2 separate regions of the Mus musculus genome follow, and region 2 is linked to region 1. Evidence: chromatin loops called from intact Hi-C (ENCODE). Cell type or tissue: gastrocnemius. All regions are shown on one strand. Each heading gives the region's core, and the rest is flanking DNA. Links, peaks and the distances in the headings are about the cores only. Region 1 holds the start of Srsf1 (serine and arginine-rich splicing factor 1). Region 2 overlaps Tex14 (testis expressed gene 14).

Region 1 (5,376 bases), core at 290-5,289:
CTGCATTAAGTGTTTGCAAATCTTTTAAGGTAGATAAATTTTTAACCCTCGCCTTCTAGTATAAGGTCAATACTGCCAATTTCATCTGTGACAATAGCACTTGGAGTCATACCATTGCCTCCATTATTGATCTGATCCTCCTCAATCCTCCTTTTGACAATCCTAAAATGATTGAAATGTGCTCCACAATCCTTAATCCAAAGCATTCTTAATCCATCTCTTCAGATATGTCTACAGAAAGACACATGAAAAGCAAGATAAACATAAGAACTTCCCCCAAGTAAGATAACCACAAACACCCCCAACATCCCATTTCACACAAACCAGAGCAGAATAGACATTTACATAATATCACAGTCTGAAGAGCATGGAAATTAACTAAATTTAAACAATCCTGTCTATGACATCACTTAAAATACAAGTTACCAAAGACATGAGGGGAATGTAGATGTTAGGAGCAAGGGGATATTACACAAGAATGCAATTCAACACTTTAGCCCATTCTGAACAAAACAGCTTGAATTAAAAAAATGAAAAGATTGTACTGAGTAAAGGAAAACTGTATACAACATGGGTTCTACAAAAAGTGTCACCAATCATCTTATGTACGAGAGCGAGATCTGCTATGACGGGGAGAATAGCGTGGTGATCCTCTGCTTCTCCTTGGGGAGTAACTGCGACTCCTGCTGTTGCTTCTGCTACGGCTTCTGCTACGACTACGGCTTCGAGATCGAGATCTTCCATAACTTGGACTTCTGGGCCCATCAACTTTAACCCGGATGTAGGCAGTTTCTCCCTATTGGATAGACAGAACTTTCCATTGAAAGATCTAAGCTTTCACCTGTCTTCAGACAAGCTGAACGAATACAAAGACAGATCAGGGCTCTGGTAATTTACGTGAACACCCTTGCCTGTATCCTTACCTTCAAATTCCACTGTTAAGAAAACTGTATCCAATTCTGGCCAAAAAAAAGAATAAGTGTATAACCTACCTCGTGAGATCTAAACTTAGTGTTATCCAGTTTTCGAACTGCATACGTCATATCTTCTTTCCGTACAAACTCCACGACACCAGTGCCATCTCGGTAAACATCAGCGTAACATACATCACCTGCCTCACGCATGTGATCCTTTAAGTCCTGCCAGCTTCCACTCGGAGGCAGTCCTGAAAAAGCGATTCCCCCTAATTTAATACTACTCATCCTGTCCCACGGCAAACGTGTAAAGTACATTCGAACAAGGATTATTTTAAAATACTTAATGATTGTACTTAAGTGTTTCCAGGTAAAGAGCTGGTAAGAGTCAGATCCAGAGTCCAAATTTATTTGTAAAGGATCTTCATAGGCTAGTACTGCAACCTAATTTGGGTAAATCACCACCACAGTAATCTTTATTTACTAAATTCATCCCAAAGACCGAAGTAGTCCAAGACCCCGTGTGTAAAACAAAACAAAAACAACAATAACAAAAACCTTGCAGTACTCAAAGCAGTCATGCGGGAAAAAGATTTTAACCCGCACGAAGTCAACTCACCAGAGACAACCACTCTGTTCTCGGACCGCCTGGACGGCGGGCCATAGCGGCCTCTCGGGGCGCCGCCGCCTCCACCCCCGCCGCCGCCTCGGCCGGTCCCGCGGCCGCTTCGGGGAAACTCTACCCGCAGCCGGTAGCCGTCGTAGTCGTAGCCGTCGCGACCGTACACCGCATCTTCCGCGTCTCTGCGTGTGATCACAGAAAGCGAAAGGGGGGGGTGATGAGGGGAGGGAGCCGCCGGACCCAGCTCGTTCGCCCGCTCCGGGGGTGAAAAGCCGCGGCCACAGCGCACATGCGCACCCACGGGGCCACACGGAGCCCCACATGCGCCGCATAATAGGGCCGGCCCTTCCCCCACCCAGCACCACGCCGGGCAGAGGCTCCCGACCACCTCGCCGGCCCTCAGCGCCTCGGTTTCCCGCTCCGGGGGCTGCGCATGGGCTCGGGGGGTAGGGGGGACGTCCGAGGCGGCCGGCCACCGGAGACAACGCGCCGCCTCTCGGCTCTCCTGACTCGACTCCTGCAGGGGCGATAGCGCCTCGGAGCCCCTCCTCTCCCCCCATTATGTTCCAAGGCCTCCGAGCCTTCCCCAACTCCTCCACGCTATCTCCTCAAGGCCGCGCACGCCCCACGCTGCCTCACCGCGGGTCCTCGAACTCAACGAAGGCGAAGGGCGGTCCCCCGCGGCGGTTCTTCAGGTCGATGTCGCGGATGGCGCCGTATTTGTAAAACACGTCCTCGATGTCCTTGGTTCGGATATCCGGAGGTAGGTTACCCACGTAGATGCGGCAGTCGTTGTTCCCCGCCGGGCCACGGATCACACCACCTCCCGACATGGCGGCGGCGGCGACGACGAAAAGCGCGGACTCGGGGGGGGGGAAGGAAAAAAAAAAAAAGAGGCCTTCCTACCAAGCCTAGCGTACGGCAGAGCGAGCCCTCAGCGGCACCACGTCTCCCGCGGCCGCTCCAAAATGGCGCCTTTATCAGCTCGGCGCACTGATACCGGGGGGGAGGGGGAGGAAGAGAAGCCGGAGGAAGCGGCTCGTCCCTCCCAGTGCGCAGGCGCACGCCTCTAACGGGTGCTGAGAAGCACGCTCGCGCACGCGCGACGTCACCCTCCGCACGGAGGGGAAAAAGTCCCTCGCGTCCTGGCGGGTTGACTGGCTGCTGGAACGTCCAGGCGTTTAGTAAAAATCACATGCTCTGGTTAAAGCGGTTATTATTAATCCCCACTGAGTCCAGAATCGTCGGCCACCTCGGGGGTAGACCCTCTCTGAAAGCAGCTCGGCGCTCTAAAAAGATTGGGTGAAACCTATCTTGCAAGCGTGTCCCACCATGCTCCGCGGTGGTAACGGCCTTTGGCGGGAAAGGCGCCGCGGGGCGGAGATAGATGACGCTGAGCTGTTGCTCCGGAAACCTGGGCATCTTCTGCACTTCGGTGCCGCCGGCGGGAGTTGCAGGTGATTTCATTTAAAAGCCGAAGCGGAGCAGTGTGGCTTCTGCCTCTGGGAACCTGCGGTGGGCTGCATCTTAGTTAAAGTGTCTAGACGGATCCTCCATATCTATCTAAATGAAAACTGTGCCTTGAGTTTTCCTCTTCCTCCTTTCTAAGGATGAAAAAGGAAGAGTGATAAAACAGTTTAACTGCAGAGCCGAGATCCCGGTTCTGTGCTGGTCTAGGGAGATTATTTATTTATTTGTTTATTTTGCCAAGATTATCTGCAAAAGGATTCTTGCATTGGATACCACAATTTTGCTTCTTTGTTTTGTAATAACGGGAATAGAAGAGCCTTACGTGTGAAATCATACGGCCTTGTAGTGTTGTTAATGAACTCGAATTATAATAAAAGCAAACCAATCTGGACTTAAGCTTGTGTGCCTGAAATCCTATCACTCCGGAAGCTGAGGCAAGGAGGGTCCAGCCTACCCTGTTATACACAGTTCTAGTAAAGGTTATCCCGGAGCCAGGCAGTGGTGGCGCATGCCTTTAATCCCAGCGCTCGGGAGGCAGAGGCAGGCGGATTTCAGAGTTCGAGGCCAGCCTGGTCTACTGAGTGAGTTCCAGGACAGCCAGGGCTATACAGAGAAGCCCTGTCTCGAAAAACCAAAGGGGAGGCGGGGGGAAAGGTTAGCCCGGGACATTCAGGGAAACCCTTTCTATTAAAAATATTGAAAAACAAAACGTTTTCTTGGTGTTGTTTTTGTTTTGGGGTTGTTTTGTTTGAGACACGATTTCTCTGTGTACCCCTGGCTGTCCTGGAGTTCCTGCCTTCTGAGTGCTGGGATCAAAGTCACTACCTCCCAGCTAAAACCAGAGCCTTTCATGATTGGATAGAGACAGCCAGGCGTAGTGGTAAATGCCTCTTGAAGTTTTTGGGAAGCGGAATTTCAGGGTTCAAGGCCAGCCAGAGCTGTGTCGACCCTATCACTAATAAATATGCTAAGTCGGATCCCCACAGGTTCTAAGGGTGATTCTTTATACTGTAATTTTTAGTTTTTAATTTTTATGTTATGCATATTGTGTCTTGGGGTGGTGGGTCATGCCATGGCCCATGTGTGAAAGTCAGAAAATAAGGTGCAGTTCACCACTCATGCCATGTGAGCCCCCGAGATGAAACGTCAGGCTTGGGAGGAGCACCTTAACCAGATGAGTCACTGAGTCATTGCTGCCCCTGGATGTTATCATTTATTTACAACAGTCCAAGGATGTGGGGCTGCTTAAAATGAAACCATTAAATATTAAGACTGGCTGGAGAAATCAAGGACAGTGAGAGTGGGGGAGAGGCAGAAGTGATGTATAAGGTTTCTAGGCAAAATGCCTGAAGAACTTGTTGAATTTTGGGAGATCTACTGCAAATTTGACTACTCTCACCAGAAGTCACAGTAAAGAAGAGGAGAGCATAATATATCCAATTTTTAAGCGATTTTAAAATCTAAATAGTTCAGGGGAAAAAAAACAGTTTTTTGTTGTTGTTAGTCATAAAAGCATGGGAGCCCACATCAGTAATCTCAGCCCTCAGGAGATTAAGATACCAAGGAAAATAGTGAGCTCACTGGGAGTCTACCCTGCTTCAAAAACAAAGCCAGCCGAGGTGGCATACACCTTTAATCCCAGCACTCAGGAGGCAGAGGCAGGGGGATTTCTGAGTTCAAGGCCAGCCTGGTCTACAGAGTAAGTTCCAGGACAGCCAGGGCTACACAGAGAAACCCTGTCTCGAAAAACAAAACTAAAAAACAAACAAAAAAAATATAATAAAATAAAGTAAAATTTTATATTTTTTTAACATTTATGCTAATATTGACCTCTTTGGTGATAACTTTGTTATTTTTACTACTAAAAAAAAAGACAAAGTTCTAAATATTCAACTGACCAGGCAGTGGTGGCCCACGCCAGCACTCGCTGGGCAGAGGCAGGTGGATTTCTGAGTTCAAGGCCAACCTGATCTACAGAGTGAATTCCAGGACAGCCAGGGTTACACAGAGAAACCCTGTCTTGAAAAACAAGCAAACAAAAAAACAAACAAACAAAAAAAACCTAAATATTCTGGGAAAAATTGACTTGGTTTTTGTTTTAATTACACATATTTTCAGAAAATGAAAGAAATAGTACATATCTTTGTTTTTTCATCTTTAATTGCTCACTGGTTATGAACATAATACTGGTTAATTTTGTGTTATTATAATAAAGTATCTGAGGTTGGGTAACACTTCAGAAAGATTTATCCAGTTCAATGACCCATTTATTTCTATGGCTTCTCTAGTAGGCCTTGCTAAGCAGTACATATCTTTTTATTTAGTTTATGTGTGTCTCATTTCGCCTAGTTAAATTATGTTACCAATAAT
Region 2 (5,376 bases), core at 273-5,272, 620 kb after region 1:
ACCCACCATGTGGTTGCTGGGAATTGAACTCAGGACCTCTGGAAGAGCAGTCAGTGCTCTTAACCTCTGAGCCATCTCTCTAGCCCACTATTTTACTTTTTAAGACAGACCCTAAAGTTGCTCTGTAACTTACATCTGTAACTCAGGCAGGCCTTCAACTTTCAATCCTTCTGCTTCACTGCTAAGACTATAGATATGTACCACCAGACCCAGTTTTAGATTTTTTTCATACTTGGAAAACTATCTTCATTAACATAGTTGATCTCAATATCTGAGAAAGAGTGGCTCCAGGATTCCCCACAGATGCCAAACCAAAGTCATAGATATAGATACTCAAGTTTCTCTCTCTCTCTGTCTGTCTCTCTCTCTCTCTCTTTTTTAATTTTTTGCAATCTACTTTTTTTTTAATCTTTTACAGATTTATTTATTTATTATATGTAAGTACACTGTAGCTGTCCTCAGATACTCCAGAAGAGGGCATCAGATTTCATTACGGATGGTTTGTGAGCCACCATGTAAGGTTGCTGGGATTTGAACTCGGGACCTTCAGGAGAGTAGTCGGCGCTCTTAACCACTGAGCCATCTCGCTCTGAGTCTCTCTCTCTCTCTCTTTTGAGACAGGGTTTCTCTGTGCAGTCCTGGAATGTAATGTAGACCAGGCTGGCCTCGAACTCAGAAATCTGCCTGCCTCTACCTCCCAAGTGCTGGATTAAAGGCATGCGCCACCACCGCCCGGCTCAAGTCTCTTATAGAAAATGGAATAGTGGGGCTGGAGAGATGGCTCAGCGGTTAAGAGCACTGACTACTCTTCCAAAGGTCCTGAGTTCAAATCCCAGAAACCACATGGTGGCTAAAAAACCATCTGTAATGAGATCTGATGCCCTCTTCTGGTCTGTCTGAAGATAACTACAGTGTACTTAGATATAATAAATAAATCTAAAAAAAAGTGGAATAAATAGTATTTGCATGCATACCTTCCCAGTGAACTTACAATGCTGTCTAGATTGCTTGTAATATTGGAGATGAGTCCTATGCAAAGTTAGGCCGCACTGTTTACAGAATAAGGCCTAGAAAAAACCTTTTTTACATTTTTACTACAGATGCAATTTTTTTTTCCATTTTTTATTAGGTATTTAACTCATTTACATTTCCAATGCTATACCAAAAGTCCCCCATATCCACCCACCCCCACTCCCCTGCCCACCCACTCCCCCTTTTTGGCCCTGGAATTCCCCTGTACTGGGGCATATAAAGTTTGCAAGTCCAATGGGCCTCTCTTTCCAGTGATGGCCGACTAGGCCATCTTTTGATATATATGCAGCTAGAGTCAAGAGCTCCGGGGTACTGGTTAGCTCATAATGTTGTTCCACCTATAGGGTTGCAGATCCCTTTAGCTCCTTGGCTACTTTCTCTAGCTCCTCCATTGGGAGCCCTATGATCCATCCATTAGCTGACTGTGAGCATCCACTTCTGTGTTTGCTGGGCCCCGGCAAAGTCTCACAAGAGACAGCTACATCTGCGTCCTTTCAATAAAATCTTGCTAGTGTATGCAATGGTGTCAGCGTTTTACAGATGCAATTTTAGGGTGAAGCAGTGTGATGGGCAGTCTTAACTGCTGACCTGACAGAAAATCACCTCAGAGGTGCACACCTGTGGGAGATCGTTTTGATTAGGCTAACTGAAGTTGGAAGATCCACCCATGGCAGAGAGCACCGTTTCCCTCATCTGGGATGCTGGGCTGGATAAAGAGGAGGAAGTGAGGCTAGCACAGGCATCTGCTGCTCTCTGTTTATTGGCTGTAGCTATGAAATTGCCCACCTCAAGCACCTCCCGGGGATTTCTCTGCACACCCCCAAACTGGAAGCCGCCGTAAACCCTCACCTTTAAGTTGCTTTTGACAACCACAGCAACAGAAGAAAAAAAAAAAAACTAAACTAAAAACGCAAGACTGATAAGATGTGCCAGGTTCCCCCCACTCTATAGCCCAGGCTAGCCTAAAAGGTGCTAGACAACTTAGGCCTGGCTTCAAACGTCAATCCTTCTGCCTTAGTTTTTAAGTGCTTGGATAACAGGTATGGCTTGCTTACATAGCTAGGCTTGTTGTTGCTGTTGTTTTGATGGCTGTACTTGTGTCTTGACAAGGCCCAGTGTAGCTGAAGTTGACCTAGAACTTCAAATCCAAGTGAAGCTCCAGATCCTCCTGCTTTTCCTCCCAAGTTCTGGGGTTACAGGGCAAGCACAGCCATGCCAGGCTCGTTATTTATTTAACAAGGTGGGGAGGGGATCTCACACTGTAGCCCAGGCTAGCCAAACAAACATAAAGCAATCTGTCTGCCTTAGCCTCTGAATACTGGGGTTATGGGCATAAGCCAAGCAGGAAACCAGATGCAACTAAAAACCATTTTTTTCAGTTCCAGCAATTAAGAACATTTGCTATTCTCACTGAGGACTCAGGTTTGGCTCCCAGAACCCACATGGTAACTCACAAACCATTCACAATTCTAGCTCCAGGGGGTTCACTGCCTTTTTCTGACCTCCTATGACACCAAACACACACATATATTATACAGATATATATGCAAGCAAATTATCCATACACATAAAATAACAGAATTTTTAAAGACTCAGAAAATTCTAAAGGAAGTCTTTAAGACTCAGAAAGTAGGGGGCTGGAGAGATGGCTCAGAGGTTAAGAACATTGATTGTTCTTCAATTCCCAGCAACCACATGGTGCCTCACAACCATGTGTAATGGGATCTGATGCCCTCTTCTGGTGTGTCTGAAGATAGCGACAATGTACTCACATCCATGAAATAAATAAATAAATAAATAAATAAAAAAAAAAAAAAAAAAAAAGACTCAGAAAGTAAACAGCTCAAAAATCTCAGGAAACTTGACAGGTGCATAAAGCCCCTCCTTCCTCAAGGTTATGTAAGCGGCAAGGACTCTAATACAGAGGAGACTCTCCCACTGTCCAGCTGCATTCAGGTTGCATAGAGAGCTCCGGGGTTCCAGCTTTTGGGAGGATCACATATAATGGGGTGGTCTTTTGGTGATGCAGCCGTCTTTGAGTCCTCTATGATCCAGTAAGTAACCCCTCATCCATATCTGTAAGTAACCCAATAAGCTCCCTGGTTCATCTAGTTAAACATCGGTGATATTATTACTCTAGTGTTTCATCAGCTCTCTAGATAGTATGAGGAGACGCTTGCTCAGGTCTCCCAGGAACAGTATCACCCCACAGATGGCAATAGTGGTACATGCCTATAATCCCAGCATTTGGGAAACAGGCAGAAGAATCAGAAATTTAGCAAATTTGAGGCCAATCTGGGCTATGTGGGATCATCTCACCTATCTATCTATCTATCTATCTATCTATCTATCTATCTATAATGAGAAAAAATAATTAGAAGAATATAAGCTCTGAAAGGCTAAGATACAAAAGGAACTATTTCATTGCCAAAGTAAATAAATGTGGGACATAGTATGCTATGTTCCCAGTTTATTCTAAGATCCTGGCCTAGCTTTTTACCTTCTCATGTAACTGGTAAGAACAGGGCAGGATGGTCTTAGAGCAGAGGGCCACGAAAGTTTCCCTTGACTAAAAGCACTGGCCTTCTGGACAGTTCTGTCCTTGCTTAATTCTAGAAATATTTAAGTCAAGATGTCTTTGGTTCTGCTTTGGCCAGAAGTAAAAATACCACAAGGAAAGTCTGTTTCCTCTTCATCTCTCCCCTACATGAGCACCCTTCTTGGAACTTGTACATGAAGACATGAAAAAAATCTGAGAAAGACACCTGAACGTTTCATGGTTGAGCCGTCTCCCTCCCCATCGCTCACCCTAGTCAGTCCTTTACAAAGCCTTACATTCTAAGGCAGGTCAGTGTATCCCACGTCTGAGATCCATTCAGCTCCGCAGGAGCTCTGCCGGCATTCTCTCAAGCTCCCACCTATGAGTCTATAGCAAAACGCCTTTTCTAAATCCATCCTTCTATTGTTCAGGAATTTCATTCTTCAAATTCATAACCTAAGAGTCTAGGGGCCACTAGCTTCAAGTTTTATGTGACTATGAGCTTCTGACACCCTAACTCCTGAGCTAAAAACCCACCTGGGGGGAGAGGACAAGTCTCTGTCAAACTAAAAGGCACCCACTTTCTCCATATTATAATCTTAGAGCAATGATTCAGCACTGATAAAAATGCTCAACTTCTCCAGCCACTAAGGAGGATCACAATACCCAGAGAGCTTGTGAGAACTTTAAATGAGCTAATAGGTGCTAAATACTTAGAGCTGTCCCTGGTACCCAGTAAGCTCTTAATGTGCCTGGGAGCATGTGGTGGTTTAAATACAAATGCCCCTAGAAAGATCACTCATGTTTGTATGCACAGTCCCCAGTTGGTAAAACGAAATCTGTTTTTGGAAACTAGATCTCCAATGTAGAGGTGTTGGGAGATAGAACTTTTAGAGGTGTTTGGGTTAAGGGGCACCACACCTATGAATAAATTAAGCCCCACCCACCCCAAAGAGGTTATCAAGGGAATAGGATGTACTGTTATAAACTATAGTCAGCACTCAATTTCTCCCCCCCGCCCTTTTCTGACTGCCTTCTTTCATGGAATAAGGCAAGAAAACCCTCAACTGGGTGCAACCTATGATAAATAAGTCTCCCCTGGGTGTAGCAATTAACCCTGTAATAACCCCAGCACACGGGAGGCAGAGGTACAAATAGTGCTATGAATGTTGATGCCAGGCCAACCTGGATTATATGAGAGCTTATGCCAAAAACAAGCCATGGGGCACTCCTGCATTTTTATCACTTGGGAAGTAGAGGCAGGATCAAGGTCATAAGCCTTGGAGGCAGGAGACTCATCTGCTACACATGTTCAAGACCAGCCTAGGCTACAAGAAACTCTTTCCTCCCCTGACCCCCAAATAGCAGGGTGTTGCAGTTTATGTTGTAATTCTAATACTCTAATACTCTAATAAGAGACTGAGGCAGAAGAATCAGCAGGTGTGTGAGGTTACACTGTTTTACTTACTTGTTTTGTTTGTTTGTTTGTAGACAGGGTCTCATTATGTAGTTCTGGCTGTTGTGGAACTTATCATGGCCTGGAACACAGATCTGCCTGTCTCTGCCTCCCAAATGCTGGGATTAAAGGTGTGTACCACTATGCCCAGCTGTCTTACTTTTATGTTGCTGTGATGTGACAAAACACTGTCACCATGACAATTTATAAAAGAAAGCATTAACTGGTGCCAGAGAGTTAGAGTTTATGGTAGCATCTCAAAGGCATGGTAGCAGAAACTCACTCACACTTAATTCCATGCCCCAGTCACAAATGGTCCTCCAACAAGAACACCTTTTAGTCCTTCACA

Evidence for each region. Peaks named below come from ENCODE experiments on the same cell type or tissue, not always from the same donor. Only the 100,000 strongest peaks of a DNase experiment are listed, where the experiment ranks them.
Region 2: a loop joins it to region 1, with 5 times the contacts of the local background. A loop is called at or near these places in 1 of 42 quality-filtered maps.

What each region holds. Positions count from the first base shown.
Region 1 is chr11:88,044,832-88,050,207 of GRCm38, reverse strand. It overlaps Srsf1 (serine and arginine-rich splicing factor 1), which reads right to left and starts at 2,835. Exons shown (of 4, transcript NM_173374.4): 1 at 2,176-2,835; 2 at 1,534-1,718; 3 at 993-1,165; 4 at 1-796. The coding sequence starts at 2,369. The coding sequence ends at 602. In gastrocnemius, for the core only: a CTCF peak has its summit at 2,660; DNase peaks (open chromatin) are centred at 1,909, 2,587, 2,883 and 3,562; H3K4me3 peaks cover 3,340 bases; H3K27ac peaks cover 3,082 bases.
Region 2 is chr11:87,427,379-87,432,754 of GRCm38, reverse strand. All of the region lies in intron 1 of Tex14 (testis expressed gene 14), which reads right to left. Among named protein-coding and RNA genes, the nearest start is that of Gm22068, 3.4 kb to the right of the region's middle. In gastrocnemius, for the core only: CTCF peaks have their summits at 897 (motif pointing left) and 2,762 (motif pointing left); DNase peaks (open chromatin) are centred at 4,630, 4,669 and 4,747; H3K27ac peaks cover 483 bases.